2 separate regions of the Homo sapiens genome follow, and region 1 is linked to region 2. Evidence: chromatin loops called from intact Hi-C (ENCODE). Cell type or tissue: mammary epithelial cell. All regions are shown on one strand. Each heading gives the region's core, and the rest is flanking DNA. Links, peaks and the distances in the headings are about the cores only. Region 1 has its middle 77 kb from the start of MIR221. Region 2 has its middle 6.3 kb from the start of MIR221.

Evidence for each region. A loop is a pair of places that touch in the nucleus more often than their neighbours do. Peaks named below come from ENCODE experiments on the same cell type or tissue, not always from the same donor. Only the 100,000 strongest peaks of a DNase experiment are listed, where the experiment ranks them.
Region 1: a loop joins it to region 2, with 4 times the contacts of the local background. A loop is called at or near these places in 2 of 110 quality-filtered maps.

The regions. Positions count from the first base shown.
Region 1 is chrX:45,666,159-45,671,551 of GRCh38, reverse strand. No RefSeq gene overlaps it. Among named protein-coding and RNA genes, the nearest start is that of MIR221, 77 kb to the left of the region's middle. In mammary epithelial cell, for the core only: no CTCF peak of the experiment used is centred there; a DNase peak (open chromatin) is centred at 2,321; H3K27ac peaks cover 1,465 bases.
Region 2 is chrX:45,737,314-45,742,706 of GRCh38, reverse strand. No RefSeq gene overlaps it. Among named protein-coding and RNA genes, the nearest start is that of MIR221, 6.3 kb to the left of the region's middle. In mammary epithelial cell, for the core only: no CTCF peak of the experiment used is centred there; a DNase peak (open chromatin) is centred at 2,226; H3K27ac peaks cover 1,542 bases.

The sequences.
Region 1 (5,393 bases), core at 216-5,215, 71 kb after region 2:
ATTCACAATTATCTAAAAAGGCTACTAAAATACCCCCTCCTTTATCCAACTACACGTTTGTGTAAGCTGGATATTTTTTACATATATACTTTGATCAAGACAACATATTGCAACAGCTAGAATTTAGAGGCAGATATGAGAATCCAGGTGTCTTCTATTTTTATTTATTTATTTTTTGAGATGGAGTCTCACTCTGTTGCCCAGGCTGGAGTGCAGTGGCGCGCTCTCGGCTCATCACAACCTCTGACTCCCAAGTTCATGCGATTCTCCTGCTTCAGCCTCCTGAGTAGCTGGGACTACAGGCACGCACCACCATGCCCAGCTAATTTTTGTATTTTTAGTAGAGACGTGGTTTCACTATGTTGGCCAGGCTAGTTTCAAACTCCTGACCTTGTGATCTGCCCACCTCGGCCTCCCAAAGTGCTGAGATTACAGGCATGAGTCACTGCACCTGGCCCCAGCTGTCTTTTATTAATCCAGACAGTAAAGATATTTGAAAATGTAAAATAATGTTATTCTTCTCACTAATTCTTTTGCTTCAGAAAAAAATAGCAATTTTTCATAAAATATTTAACTTATAATAAGTTTATTATTATTTCAAAATTAATTTATAGATTAATATTTTTCAAATTTAATTTTAATATGGCAAGTATCAATAAATATAACCTACATTAACCAAAGCTTGTTAGGATCCTCAATAATTTTTGAATGTGCAAAAAAATTCTGGGCTCCAAATATTTGAGAACTGCTGATATAAAGGAACAGAGCTGTGTTTCCCAAAGTAAGCTCAGGGAACTCTTTGCGTCAGAAACACCCAATTCGCTTGTTATAAAATACAGATTTCTGGGCTTTGTGACAGATTGAATCAGGTTTCTTAAAGGGTCAGCCTGTATTTGTTTTCAATTTTGAAATTTCCAAACAAAGCATTACTTGAATTTAATAAAATTAAGGTAGACCCTTAATAGTGTGGCCAGTTTTATCATCTGAGATTGTAGACAATCAAACTGAATACAACACCTGTTGTATCAGAGATCCAAACCTCAGGAATTATGGCCATGTTTGCACAAATGCAGTGATGAGAGTTCTTTAGACAATATTTTCTGCAAAAATAACTTACATATGGAGAGAAATTGACATATAGATGTGGATTGCATTTGACATGTCTTCTCCAGTTACCTGTGGAGCAGAGTACATATTCTCAAGGCTTTCATTTTTTCTGCTCCAGCATAAAAGCCAGCCACTGTGGTGGCCATTTGAGATGAGGCAGGGGAGGGGTTGGTGCAGTGAGGCTGGGTTGAACACAGAAGAGTGGATCTTGGCAACTAAGACATACAGAAGCCAAGCTAAGGAATGTGTTTTTCTGAAAAGCCACATCTGGACCCCTGGTTAACATCCTGCCTGATCTTTTGCCTCAGACAAGAGACCAACCACATAAAACACACAGAGTGTGGAGATTTGGCCCATCTTTGATTTGTCAGCTATAGTAATACAAATTCAAAGCACTTTGGCTCTACGCATAAATATGTATACACATGCACAGTCACATTTGTGTGTGTTTTTATGGGGGCGCGGGTGGGAATTTCAGTACTCAACTGGGAACCATGTCTCCCTGTGGTCTGCCTCCTGGATAACATCCAGTCTCCTTCTTTGTGAACTATTAAAACAGACAAGTCTGCAGGCTCCTGTTGCTGGAATAAGCTAAACAATGGCACGGGATAGAAACTAAGATCTGGAAATGTGTTTTTGGTACATGGCCCATGATTTCTTGTGCCTTTTTGTGATATCTTCGTTATAGGCATGAGGGCATTTTTACAAAGTCAACCTGCAGTTGTGTGATTTTATAACACGCAGTTCACTTGTCATTTTCCTTTGTCTTATTGATGGAGCTTTGTGTCCATCTCCCATCCCTTCCCCAACTCTACAATCCTGTCCTGGCCATATACATCCCAACATGGTTTCATTCTGATCAAAATTTCTTCTCTTTGATGTCTCCTGAGTTATGTGCAGCATAAAACATTAAGAGGTTTTGTTGTTTTTATTTTTTTCCATAAAGCAAAGGATTTGGCTTACAATTCACTTATGTGTTACACAAGTAAGAAATATAGGTATGGAATATTGATTTGAGTAAAGAAGTCAAAGAAACAGTATCGAGAGTCTATAGTGGCCAAAAATGTTGGAAGGATGAGTTAGACTTGTGTAAGCTTCGAATGCAGGTCAGTATAACAGGCTGCATTCGTGGCTTATTATTGTAGTGACTGTTTCTCCCTTAGTACATTATCTCCTTGTACTAGCTGGGCTGCTAGCCAGAGAATGATACACTGACTGCTCACAGCTCCCTCCTGCCTTCCCACCCTTTTCACCCCTCTTCTAAGAGGTCCTCTGTGACCACACCCCAACTTTACAACTTCCCTGGAGCACCAGAACATCATTCCTTCTTCTTGCCCAGATTAAACTTATATTAAGGGCAGTCTACATGATGCTGGGCATTCATTATATGTTATTCCACTAGATTATTGCCACAATTCCATGAAGTAGTAATTATATAGCCCCTTTTCACAATTAAAGTGAATGCCAAATAAGTGATTTCCTTGTGGTTACAATAGCTAGTGAGTATCAGAGGAAAGAATTCTGGGTGTTCATACCACTGGACTCCCAACTCCCACCCACCTCTACAACTTCGCCTTTCCTGCATTCCCCAAGTGGATGTGGTGAACTAACATAGTCTAAGCAGCGAATGAGTGATGAGTGCTCAATATGCTCCCCACAAGGGGGATTTTGTGTCTTGAAGGAGAGGCCTTAGACATCGGAAAGATTGCTAAACTTCTAGAGGAGTAGCAGAAGGTAGGGGACATGTTTGGGGTCAGAAGGAACCTCCCCAGGAACCTGAAATTGTACCACGTAGAGAAGTGTCACGATTTGGCAATCCTTGGTCCATGTCTGACAAATAGAAATATTTGTTCCTTGGGCTCATGTGGTGTTTTTAAAAACTTGAATATTTGCCAGCAGTTAGAAATTAGGAGATTCAATCTAAAAATCTAGATTTGTAGGTTTTCTCCGCAAATTGGATTATATAACACCACAGGATCTATATTTTTCAATGAAAGCGACTGGCCAGAGCTTCCCTCTAAAGAGGGTCAAGCTCTTACATCATCGCGAGGCTTACCAATCTCCTGGCTTATTTCACTTATTCCTGTGCCACTATAGTCATTTGAGTTTGAGACTCCTGAAGTAGATGAAGGTCTCTTCTGCTCATGAGAGGGGCATCATCCCTAGAGGTGGAGGCTGTGAAGAGGCATGGAGGCTGAATTTCCATTTTCCTATTTTCCTTCAAGAAAGGAGTCAACAAATACATCAGCCTCCATATCTCAAGGCTGGAAAACATTTGACAAAAATAAGGCCTCTGTAAAATAAAATGTGCCTTAGCTTTGTGAGCAGGACTCCGTAAAATAAAATGTGCCTTAGCTTTGTGGGCAGGACTCTGCAGTCTGATAAAGCAATGTTCCTATCAAGATTCAGACCTTTGCCTTGATCATGATTTTTTTTTTTTTTTTTTTTATGAAACAAGGTCTCTACCCAGACCAGAGTGCAGTGGCACAATTACAGTTCACTGCAGCCTCCAACTCCCAGGCTCAAGTGATCTTCCTGCCTCAGCCTCCAAAGTAGCTAGGACTACAGGCATGAGTCACCATGCCTGGCTAATTTTCAAATGTTTTGTAGAGACAGGATCTTGCTTTGTTCCCCATGCAGAGCTCAAACTCCTGGCTTCAAGTGATCCTGCCTTGGCCTCCCAAAGCACTGGGATTACAAGCGTGACCCACCACACCTGGCCTGCTTCAATCATAATAAAGGTGGTGAGGGCCAGAGGGAGTTGGCAGCTAGCTACTTTTACCACCACAATTTGCAAAAGGGATTGAAAACTGTCCAGGCCCACAGAAAAGGCAATAAGCCCATAAAATTCACAGGACTTCACCCACTTTTATAAATATCATCCCCTCATCTAACCTGGTCCTCCCAATGCCCACTCACGGGGAAACTGACTCCCTCTGCTGATCCTAACTGTTCGTGATGATTCTCTGGCCAAGGCCACATTTGAAAAGCCATCAAAACTAACATTTGCATTGTAAAAATCATACTCGTAATCATAATCATAGCAGTCATTGAACTTTATAATGGGCACTATGCTAAGCTCTTCCAATACGATATCTCATTTAATCCCTACAACAATGTTAAAATTGGTTATCATTATTATTCCCTTTCTACAAATGAAGAAACAGAGACCAAAGAGATTAAGTAATTTGCCAAAGATAACACAGATAAAACATCTTGGAGTCAGATTTCAGGCCCAGATATCAGGGATAGTACCCCTGATACAATGGGCAAAGAAGGCTTTCATCTATATTAATTTTTGAAAGCTTTAACTGAAAATTCACAGTAACTAGATAAGATGTTAAGCCTTGCTAATTCTGCCTGCTTTCTTTTCACAGTAAGTGCATAATATATCTACCCTGCTCTCTATTTTCCCTTGCACTTGGTTGATAATAGAGCAGCTAGAACCCTAGTTATATTTTGGATAGTTCTTTTTGTACTTTTTGACATAAGATTTCAAATACTGCTCCCATTCTTTTGCTTATTACCACGTGTGCTTGGTAATAAGCACTTTGGCTCAGTGCTTGATCTCAGTGATCCAGCAATTTGTCCCACTGCAAATACCCTTCATTTCACATGTGCCGTATTGGGAACTCTGTTTAATCAGAGTTTGTTTGACATGTGCTGGGAATTTAGCAGTGAGTAGGAAAAGTTGAGCAGATCTTCAGCCTCTGTTCAAGTCCAGGTAGAACTTTCACCTTAACTGGAAATGACTTAAATCTTATATATAGAGAAGTATGGTGCTTGCATGTCTCAATGATTTTATATATTATATTCTAACAGCCATAATTCTTCTGTTTTACTTGGGTCTTCATGGGAGGGAGAAGCTTCATTTCCTTATTCTCAGAGGGTTATTGTTTTCTCCAAAGAAAAATGTGGTGTGTGCTGAGTTTTGTTTAGGTGGCAACAGAAAAGAGACGTGCAATTCCAAGTTTTTAAAAATTTGAAGTTGAGTGGGTGGCTTTGAAATGTCATAGAAATCAACTCAATTAGATGTTTGGCTGGAAAACATCAGGATGCATTAACACTGCTTAGGCTGGCTTCCTATAGTCTGAAACAATGTTGCACAAAAAGCATATTCAGAAGCATTGCTTGTAGGAAAATTGCTACATAAAGCAGGACTGGGCAGGATGGATTTGGGGGATGGAGAGAAAGAACCTTTTTGGATATGGGCCAGAAGTTAAAGGGGAGTTAGTGATAAAACCAAGGCAGCACTTTTGTGTATCAAAGCACAGACTTCACCTTTG
Region 2 (5,393 bases), core at 339-5,338:
TGGTGTTTTCTTCCAAATGCTTTTGCACTTGGCCAGGCTGAGAATGTTCCAAACCTTTAAATTCTGCTTCCCCTTTGATTTTATTATTTATTATTATTTGAGACAGGTTCTTGCTGTGTTGCCCAGGCTGGAGTGCAGTGGTGAGATTTTAGCCCTCTGCAGCCTTGACCACCCAGGCTTAAGTGATCCTCCCACCTCAGCTTCCCGAGTAGCTGGGAGTACAGGCATGTGCCACCACACCTGGCTAATTTTTTGTATTTTTGGTAGAGACAGGGTTTCACCATGTTGCCCAGGCTGGTCTCAAACTCCTGAGCTCAATAGATCCACCCACCCTTGGCCTCACAAAGTGCTGGAATTACAGGCATGAGCCACCATGCCTGGCCACTCCTCTGAGTTTAAATTCCATCTTCACTATATTTCTCTCCTGCATTTTACTATAAGCAGTTAAGAGAAGCCATGCAGTACCCTGAACACCTTGCTCAAAGATTTCTTCTGCCAAATATCCTAGTTCATCACTCTTAAATTCTGCCTTCCATAAAGTTCTAGGAAGTGGGCAAAATTCTGCCACGTTCTTTGCCATTTTGCAACAAGGATGACTTTTCCTCTGGTTTCCAATAAGACACTCCTCATTTCTATATAATACTTCCTCACGATGGCCTTTACTATGCATATATCTGTCAGCATTCTGATCATGATAACTTAGGTACTCTCAAAAAAAGCATCTCTCTACAGCTTTCCTCTTCTGAGCCCTCACCAGAATCATCCTTAATGCTCTGTTCATGGCAATGTATGCTTTTTCTAGCCTGCACCTTCAAAATCTTCCAGCTTCTATCCACTATCCAGTTCCAAAGCTGTGTCCACATTTTTAGATATTTGTTATAGCAACACCCCAATTTTCTAGTACTAGTTTCTGTTTTAGTCCATTTGTCCTGCTATATAAAAGTGCCTGAGACTGGGTCATTCATAAAGAACAGAAATTTATTTTTCTCACAGTTCTTGAGGTTGGGAAGTCCAAGATCAAGGCACCAACATTTGGTATCTGGTGAGGACCTTCTTGCTGTGTCCTAACATGATGGAAGGTGGAAGGGCAAAAGAGATGAACTATCCTTACATGGCAGAAGAGCAGAAGAGAAGACCCCACTCCCTCAAGTGCTTTTATAAGAGCCATAATGCCATCCATGAGGACTCTGCCATTATGACTTAATCACTGCCTAAAACCCCACCTCTTAATGTTATTACATTGGAGATTAAGTTTCAGTATACAAATTTGGGGGGATGCAATCAGATCACAGCAGTTACCAATGGCCAATGATGTAATCAATTGTGTATGTAATAAAACTTCCATATAACCCCCAGAATTACAGAGTTCTGATGGCTTCTGGGTTGGTGAACACATGGAGATATTAAGGGGATGGCATTCCAGGAGGCTGCATGGAAGCCCCTCATCCTTTCCCACATACTTTGCCTTATATATCTTTTCCATTTGGCTGTTCCTGACTTGTACCCGTTATAATAAACCATTAATATTAAGTAAACGTTTATTCTGAGTTCTGTGCGCTGTTCTTGCAAATTATCTAACACAAGGAGGGAGCAGTGGGAACTCCTGATTAATAGCCAGTCAGAAATACAAGTGGTTCAGAACTTGGAATTGACATTTGAAGTGGGGGCAGTCTTGTGAGTCCTTAACTTGCACCATCTGACACTAATTCCAGTTAGATGGTGCCAGAATTAAATTGTAGGGCACTCAGCTAGTGTCAGAGAATTGGTTGGTGTCGGGGAAGAAACCTGCACATTTGATGTCAAAGTGTTAAGCATGAAAACAAGATGGAAAGGTGCAAACAACCAGGGGCTTGTTTTCTCACTTTTTCTCAACTTTTTTTCTCTCATTCTGTAAGACCCTGAAGCAATGGACACTGGTTTGTTGGCTCTTACTAGAAGAGGCACAACAACCTGACTATATTCTTTTTTAAAAAACTTTTCATTTTGAAATAATTTCAAACTTCAACATAGTTGCAAAAATAATATGAAGGCAGCGCTGGTGGGAGTTTAAAATGGTACAGCTGCTTTGGAAAAGTTTGGCAGTTCCTCAAATACTTAAATAACATTACCATATGATTAAGAAATTTCACTCGTATGGGTATACCCAAAAGAATTGAAAACAGGTACTCAAAAACATGTGCATGCATGTTCATAGTAGCACTATTCTTATTCACAGTAACTGTAAGGCGGAAATGTCCATCAACAGATGAATGATAAAATGTGTTATATCCACACAATGCAATATTACACAGCCTTAAAAGGAATGAAGTACTGATTCATGCTACAACATGGGTGAACCTCAAAAATATTATGCTAAGTGAATGAAGCCAGATACAAAAAGCCACATACTATGTATTTCCATTTATATGAAATATCCAGAATAGGCAATTCTATAGAGACAGTAGATAAGTAGTTGCCGGGGCTTGGAGGTAGGAAGGAGTGGGGAATGAGTGCTAATGGATACAACATTTCTCTTTGGGGTGATGAAAATATTATGAAATTAATGTTCTGGAGATGGTTGCAAAGCTTCGTGAATATACTAAAAATCACTGAATTGTACACTTTAAATGGGTGAATTTCAAAATATGTGAATTATATCTAATAATAAAAAAATTGAGAGTATCCACACACCTTCAATTCCCCAGATGACAATATCTTATGTACCTACAATTATCAAAATCAAAAAATTAACATCAATATAATACTATAACCTACACACTGTGTTCAGATTTCACCACTTGTCTCTCTGTTGTTCTGTTTCTAGTTTAGGATCCAATCTAAGATCCCACGTTTAGTTTTTATATCTCTAGTCTCCTTTAACCTGAAACAGTTTCTCAGCTTTCCTTTGTCTTTCATGACTTTGGCACTTTGGAAGAGTACAGGCCAGTTATTTTGTAGAGTGTTCCTCAGTTTGGGTTTCTGGTAATTCCTTCTGCTTAAAGTCAGGTTATACATGTTTGGCAAGAATAACACGTAAGTACAGTTGTGTCCTTAAGTGCATCATATTAGGATACACATTACATCGATTTGTCCTGCTACTGGTGATGTTAAATTCAGTGATCAGTTTCTTTGGTGTGTGATTGTGACTATTCATAGTTTTCTTTCTTGTTTATAAAAAAATTTCATTTTATCACCATTCTATACTCCCATTTTCCCTTACTCCCCACACATAGTCAAATATATTTAATGTGTATCATGTAGTTTCTATGTGTTCTTGAAAAATGTACCTTGTTTTGGTGTCCAAGTATTTTTAGTTTACATGAGTGACATTGTGTTGTATCTCATTCCATTTCTTACTTTTAAAATTCAGCACTGTTTTTAAGGTCCATTCTTGTTTCTAATCTGTTATTTTTAATTCTGCATGATACTCCTTGGAGTGCAACTACCACATTTCACCTATGCCATTTCCAGTGATAGACCCCACATGGGAACCAATTCCTGGCCACCACAAATAACATTGTACTGAACATTCTAATAATGCATGTCTCCTTATGGGTCTCTGTAGGAAATTATTTGGAATGTATAATGAGGAATGGAGTTGTTGGGTCATAGGACACACACACACACACACACACACACACACACACACACACACAGAATGGCCTGATCAGTCCATGTTCCCAGTGTTAGTGAATGAGGTTTCCTTGGTACATCCCTGCCCATAACCGATATGATGAAGCTATTTCTGCCAGTCTAAAAGATGTGATATCTTATTGTTTTAATTTGCATTTCTCTGGTTGCTAATGATTATGAACATCTTTTTGTATGCATTTGAGCTTTGGAGGTTTTCTGTAACTTTCCTGTTGATATATTTTTTCCATTTTAACTTTTAAAACTGTGAAGTAGCATATGGGGAAATGCATGTAAAATAAATAAACAACTCACTAAATAGAGTTGTGTAATTGCCACCCAAATCAACAAATGGAATATTCCAAGTATCTCAGAAACTCAACTCCTATGTATCCTCCCAGTCGGTATCTTTCACTGCTCCCCAAAGGTAACTATCACTCTGAATTCTAAAATTATAGCTTAGTATTGCTTGTTAATGAAGTTTTCAACTCTCTTGTTCATTTTTATGTTCAGGCAGATTATTTGTTGACTTGTAAGAATTCTTCATATATTCTGGATGTAAGCCTTTTGTTATTTTATTGCAAATATCTTTTACTCTATGATTTCCCTTTCGTTTTCTCAATGGTTTCAATGACCAAAAATTCTTAATTTTAATGTAATCTAATCAATCAATATTTTCTTTAGTAAGTGTTATTTTTTGTATGTCCTGTTAAAATCTTTTCCTATTCCAAAAGTTTTATTGTTTTGCCTTTCACATTTCACATTTAAATACACAATTCTCCTGGAACTGAATTTTATAAATTGGGTGTGTTAGATGTCAAATTTTGTTTTTTAGTATAGGGATTTACAAGTTATTCAACTTCATTTGTTGAAAACGTTCCCCACGGCTCTGTGCAACTTTCACAAATAAATCAAATGCCTATAGATGTCTGTGTCTACTTCTGGGATATGTATTCTATTGGTCCATTTGAATATTCTTGTACCAATAATACTTTGTCTTTATTACCATAGCTGTATAGGTTAAAAAAATGTTTTTAGAGACAGGGTCTCACTCTGTCACCTAGGCTGGAGTACATTCTTGACCTCCTGGGCTCAAGTAATCCTCCTGCCTCAGCCTCCCAAGTAGCTGGGACTACAGGTGCACACCATCATGCCTAGCTAAGTTTTTCTTTTTTTTGTAGAGATAAGGTCTTGCTATGTTGCTCAGGCTGGTCTCAAACTCTCCTGAAGTAATACTCCTGCCTCGGCTTCCCAAAGTGCTGGGATTACAGGTGTGAGCCACCACGCCTGGCCGCTATATAAGTTTTGATATCCACTAGAGCTGTTCTTTGATATTGCTTTGAATATTTTAGCTCTTTGCATTTGTGTTATAAATTTTAGAATCCATTGTAAATTTTGCCAAAAATGTTAGGATCTTAATTGGAAACGTAGTTAATCAATTTGGAGAGAATTGATATTTATGCTTTATAGAGTGTTCTGATATGTGAATACTGGGATCTCTCTACTGGTTTAGGTCTTTAATTTCTCAAATGTTTTAAAGTTTTCTGTGTGGAGCTTTTGCACATCATACATTAGATTCATTCCTAAGTATCTGATCTTTTGTGATGCTACCATACATGGTATCTCAAAATTTCGCTTTGTAATGAATTGTCCTGGTATATAAAAATGCAGTTCGTTTTTTTGACTTCGTATCCAGCAACTTTGCTAAACTTATTTGTTAATTCTAAGGTTAATTGTAGATTTTTGACTATGTACACAAATATATCTATGAATAGGTTTTCTTT